Regions from separate parts of the Mus musculus genome. Here region 2 is linked to region 1. The links are chromatin loops, found by intact Hi-C in ENCODE. Cell type or tissue: left cerebral cortex. All regions are shown on one strand. Links, peaks and the distances in the headings refer to the core of each region. The heading gives the core; the rest is flanking DNA. Region 1 overlaps Dop1b (DOP1 leucine zipper like protein B). Region 2 holds the start of Setd4 (SET domain containing 4).

Evidence for each region. Hi-C counts contacts between places; a loop is a spot of excess contacts. Peaks named below come from ENCODE experiments on the same cell type or tissue, not always from the same donor. Only the 100,000 strongest peaks of a DNase experiment are listed, where the experiment ranks them.
Region 2: a loop joins it to region 1, with 2.2 times the contacts of the local background. A loop is called at or near these places in 11 of 42 quality-filtered maps.

The regions. Positions count from the first base shown.
Region 1 is chr16:93,766,064-93,768,869 of GRCm38, reverse strand. It overlaps Dop1b (DOP1 leucine zipper like protein B), which reads right to left. Exons shown (of 37, transcript NM_027293.1): 18 at 2,554-2,744. Among named protein-coding and RNA genes, the nearest start is that of 2310043M15Rik, 27 kb to the left of the region's middle. In left cerebral cortex, for the core only: a CTCF peak has its summit at 1,746; a DNase peak (open chromatin) is centred at 1,718.
Region 2 is chr16:93,602,671-93,605,476 of GRCm38, reverse strand. It overlaps Setd4 (SET domain containing 4), which reads left to right and starts at 1,662. Exons shown (of 12, transcript NM_145482.3): 1 at 1,662-1,911; 2 at 2,266-2,340. In left cerebral cortex, for the core only: no CTCF peak of the experiment used is centred there; DNase peaks (open chromatin) are centred at 675 and 1,530; H3K4me3 peaks cover 1,653 bases; H3K27ac peaks cover 1,439 bases.

The DNA of each region.
Region 1 (2,806 bases), core at 218-2,717:
TGCCCATGACTATGAGGTCTGTACAGGGACGTGAGAGGGAGCATCCAGCTACACAAGGAGCCCACTGGAGAAAGTGCCCAGCTCACACAGCATCTGCCACCCACCAGCATTGCCCAGCTCATCCGCTGACACTGTCGGGATCTCTGTGTAATACCTTTACTTCTGAATTTTTTGGAGGATTTTTTTCTTTTCTTTTCTTTCTTCCTTTTTTTCTGCGCATGTATGTGTGCATTCATGGTGTTTCTGTATGTGTTTATGCACTGTATGCTCAAATGTGTGTGGGTACATGTGTGTGCATGTGAGGAGGCCTGAGGCTGGCGTCTCAGCTCAGCACTCTCAGATATGGCTAGTCTCCCTAGGCAGCTTGCTCCAGGGACTGTCTTCTCAGTGCTGTCACCCAGTTGGCATTCCCGTGCCAGCTTGATTCACTTTTGTTATCATTTTAAACAGGAGCTTGCTAAATGGTCCAAACAGTCTCCAGGTGATGCCCCTCCTGTCCAAGCCTACCGAGTGCTGGAATTGCAGCTGTGAGCTCCTATGCCGCTACCTAAATTTTAAAACAGACACAGTAACACTTCTGCAATAAGAAAGTATACAGCACTTTTAAATACCAACTCTCTTTTAAATTTGATTTACATTGGTGTTTTCCTCCATGTATGTCTGTGTGAGGCTATCAGATCCCGTGGAACTGGAATTACAGATAGTTTCAAACTGCCATGTGGGTGTTGGAACTTAAACTTGGGTCCTTTAGAAGGGCAACTGGTGCTCTCAACCCGAGCCGTCTCTCCAGCCCATCAATTCTCTTTTTAAGAGAGGTGAAAATCCAAAGATTTTGATACTATGAAAATTCTTGGTAAAGTAGTTTTCAACAAGTCTATGCAGGGTGAAGAGAGGAAGGAACAGTGGAAACCAGAGACAGACAGCCTGAGCCAGAGACAGACAGCCTGCAAGCCAGAGACAAGACAGCCTGCAAGCCAGAGACAAACAGCCTGCAAGCCAGAGACAAGACAGCCTGCAAGCCAGAAACGGACAGCCTGTGAGCGCACAGTCCATAGCAGCACAGACATGGCAAGGCAGGCGGCACCTCCCTTTCTTCATTCTCTTGTACTGCCAGGGAGCAGCTACACTGGCACCAGGAAGGAAACAGGAAGTAATGAGGCAGTGGGGAGACAGAAACCGAAGAACCACACAGTGGGGCTTTTCTTTTCTTTTTTTTTTTTAAGGGAGAAAGAGGAGGGGCGGGAGCTGGCTGGCAGGACAGCTTGCTTGCCACAAAGCCTGATGGCTCGAGTTCTATCCTTGGAACCTGTACAGTGAGAGAGAAAAGCCTTCTGCCCAGGTGCCATGGCAGCATGTGCCCATACAGTATGTGTGTGTGGGGGCACACATCTGCACAGGTGTAATGGCACACATGTGCCCATAAAGTATGTGTGTGTGTGGGGGGGGCACACATCATGGCATACATGTGCCCATACAGTATGTGTGTGTGTGGCACACATCTATTCTCACACACATACAAATAAAACAAAAGACAAAAGAAATACTAAAGTATAGAGCTGCCATGCAGAGCATAATGAAGGTGTGTAGTGTGTAGTTCTCCAATCATCCCTTTTCTAGGCTGTGGAATAAATTCAGTCTCTTGGAGAAGGTAGGCCACTCCCCACTCCACCCCCACTGCAGGTTTGGGATGAGCCTTGCACAAAGGAGACTGTTTCCTTTCCCTCCACCCACCTTAGGGTGGCACTGTTGCTCCCCGTAAGACTAGGACAAACATAAGGGACAACTGACCAGATTTCATAGGAAGGTGACATTTTTAGTAACCGGAAACTGTCCCAGACTAGGGGTACAAATCTATGCAGAGGGGCTTCGGGGACTTCCATTAACAATGGTGCTTACACCCGGCACCACCCCTCTGCTAGGCAAGGGGCACTGGTGAGGGGGTTCTACTGTGCACTAGAGACACACATGGAATGTTTTCTCCTGTGAAACAATAGAGCATCCCTGTGCTTATTAAAATGTGGGCTACTAACCTGAAAGAGTGTATCACCTGGAGATGACACGTTCCCATCTTGACAGGATGCAGTGTGGTTTTCTAAATGTGCATTTATACCATGGGTGGTTAAACAAACCACACACACAACTCACCTTGCCATCTCTTTTATAGTGACAACATTTAGAATCTACTCCCACAGAGGTGAAGTAAGAGCAGAGGCTGGGTGAGGAAGGCAAGGGGACATGCTGGCCAGAGGGTATGGAGACTCTTACCTAAGAGGGTGAGTTTTTAGTGTCCTGTTGCACAGCAAGGTTACCACAGCTAATAATAATATATATTGCATGATTCAAATATTTCCTCTCAGTAACAAAGCCATGACTTTTCAGTGAAAACAGCAACCCACACCTACTGGTCCAAAGTGCTAATTCCTGTGGTGCTTAAAATGTGAATGTCCCCATCAGTTTCCAAGGCACAGTCACTCGTGTGAGCGGTGAGCACCCACAGCAGTGGGTGCAGCACCTGTTGCCTCCCCCGCCCCCCAGGACTGTGAGGCTGCTCACCGGCTGAGTTCTCCTGCTTGAGACACTGGATGGACGTCCTCTGGGTTTTGGGCTGGAGCAACAGCAGGAGCATGGGTTCGAGGATGCGGGCCACATCCCCGAGGGAGAGCGCTCGCACCAGCCAGCCCTGGGCTGCTGCACTGATAGCACCGTCTGTGCAAGCCAGGCTATCCAGGACGACAAACAAGGACCTGTGGGGAGAGATGCCACCGAGTTCCCACTCTGCCGCTCCTGCATGGCAGGCACCACGGCC
Region 2 (2,806 bases), core at 191-2,690, 160 kb after region 1:
GGCTCCTCCCCATTCTCCTGACTTTCCTCTGTATCCTCCTTATCCTGACCTTTTGGCCTTTTAACCTTTTTCCCCCCTTCATCTTCTCTGGAGACAGGGTTTCTCTGTGGAGCCCTCACTGTCTTGGGATTTGCTAGGTAGAGCAGGCTAGCATAGATCCACCTGCCTCTGCCTCCAGAGTGCTGGGGTTAAAGGCATGTGCCATCATACCGAGCCCTAACTTTTTTGTTTGTTTGTTTTTTTAACAGAAGTTTCTCTTGGATCGTTTCACTGACATTACTCAGTTATTCATACAAATCAAAGCCAAAACAGTACTTCTTTTAGAGTCATGCCAGATCAAACCCCTAGAAAATGATGCTCCCTGCCAGCAGGAACTAGGTAGACAGAAACAGTCGCCCCTATCCTTTGCATATAAAGGATCTGGAACAAACACCGCACCCCCCCCCCGCGACCCCCCCTCCCAATCAAGACCCTGAAATTGAATTCAAACGTAGCGATTCAGAGATTGCAGAAATAAAAAGTAGCTGATATTGTTAGCATCAGGACCTCCCAAACCTATGACATCACATAGGCGACAGCGCGACCTGCAGCATATTCCCAGCATCCACTTGGCTCACCTCCCACCTTTACCTTCATTACGTCATTTTCCATATAAATAAGGAGAACGCCCCCTCTGTCACTCCCTCTTTTCTCTTTCCGCCGCCACCTCGTCCCTCTCTCTCAATAAAACCTCTTCCACGTGGAACTGTTTTGGCCTAGTATGCTGTTAAGACGCGACCTGACATTCTAACACATCAGATATCTATCCCAGTGGCAGTGGTTGCAAAAACGTACAACAGGCGCTGTAGTGTCAGAACCCAGCTTTCTCATTCTGTCCCTTTCTCCCTTCCACATCCTTAGCTACAAAAACTCCAGCTTAAAGCATGAAATGTGCCTTTTCCTGACCTCTGGTCTTTATGTGACAAAGTCCCGTGCTTGGATCGCGACATGCAGAGCTAGAACTAGAAAACCCACTTCTTTGAGTAAAGCTTGCTCCTCGCTGTTTGAGGACGTCTAAATTCTCTCTCTCTCTCTCTTTTTATTTCTTCCCATAATCCTAATTCGTACTTTTACTCTGACCCTAACAGTTCCAGTAACAGTCTTGGGACAAGACAGAAATGCCTTCATAGTGGATAAGAGGAAAGGCGGGGGACAGGCTGTCTGGGAGAATGGACCGCCTGGGTCCTGGCAGCTGGAGGGCAGGGCAAGGTGGGGATCAGGTAAGCCAGTCTGGTGGAGGGGGCAGGAAGTCGGAGGAAGAAAGGACACGGTGAGGAAAGACTTCCCGTTGGCTATTTGGAGCATGGGTCAGCAGCTATGCTCATCGCGTTATGGCGTAGCTGTGGAGGCCTGGGAGTTGCGCATGCGCGTGCCAGAGGCGTAGGCTCGCCGCACCGCAGCCGCTTTCTCCGTAGCTGGTGGAGCGGTCTGCGTCCGTACCCCGGCTTCGCCGCGGTTTCTAAGGTAAGCAGGAGCACTTCCGGTGGGCCTGGCGTTGCCTGGGCAACGGGAGCGGGGTTCCGTTGGCTTTTTTGAGTTCTGTGTAGCTCCAGACCCCAATTTCCTCTGCGCGTGTGGAACCTCTCCCGGAACGGAAGTCAGGACCAGAGCGACTACTGCGCAGGCGTGGTGTGCGGCCAGCGGGCCTGGGTTGGTTCGCTGGTGCGGGTGGCATGGATTGATTGATGTCCGGTCCGTCCAGGACTGCGAGCCAGGACGGCGCTGTGGCGTGTGGCCATCACTGAGGCCCCGGTGGCAAGCAGGGGGCAGGGCTGCGGTGGAACTGCGCGTCCTTGTGCACCACACGTGGGCTCCAGGACGGACCTGGTGCCTGGCTCCAGACTGACTCGTAAAGCAAGTCTTGCTGCCGAGGTAGATTAAACTACCTGGGCGGCTTGGTGGGCGGTCCTTTCCTGCCCTCCTTTATTTTTAGAGTAGATTTTAAAATCATTTCCACTGGTTTGGCACATGTTAGATGGATGTCACTTTAGTACGGTACAGGGTAGGATGGAAGTAGTAAAGGCTGTTAAGAATGCTGGACGTGGTGGCGCACGCCTTTAATCCCAGCACTTGGGAGGCAGAGGCAGGCAGATTTCTGAGTTCAAGGCCAGCCTGGTCTACAGAGTGAGTTCCAGGACAGCCAGGGCTACACAGAGAAACCCTGTCTCGAAAAACCAAAAAAAAAAAAAAAAAAAAAAAAGAATGCTTTCATATAATGTTCTCTAGGGCGTTTTGTTACAGAGTCCTGGCATTCTTTTTACCCAGAGGCAGGACCCAAAGGGGTTTATCTTATGTATAAAGGTAAGTTGCCTACAGGTATGTCTACGCACCACACGCTTGCAGTGTATAGAGAGGCTAGAAGAGGACATTGGATCCCCAGGCAGTGGAGTTACACATACGGGTGCTAGGAACTGAACCCTGATCTGCAGGAGCCCCTTGCGCTCTTAACCCCGGAGCTATCTCTCCAGCTGCCCACTCCCCGCCCCTATCTTTTAAACTAGAATTTTCTTCAACTTTAGTGTTACTCAGTATTTCTTGTATGGTTTTAAATGTTAGCATGTATCTTCCAAGGACGCTTGCCTGTGTTTCTGTTGTTAGTTTCTACAGTTGGTCTACACTCTTGTCTGTTCCTGGATCTTTCCTTTTTGGCCTCTGAGAGGCTAATGTGGAATGGAGTCATTTTATGTCTTCCGGTCTCTCTGCCTTGTGCTCTCTTTAGTCTACTGCGAATGCCCATTTTAATCATTCTGACCTTTAGAGCTAAAAA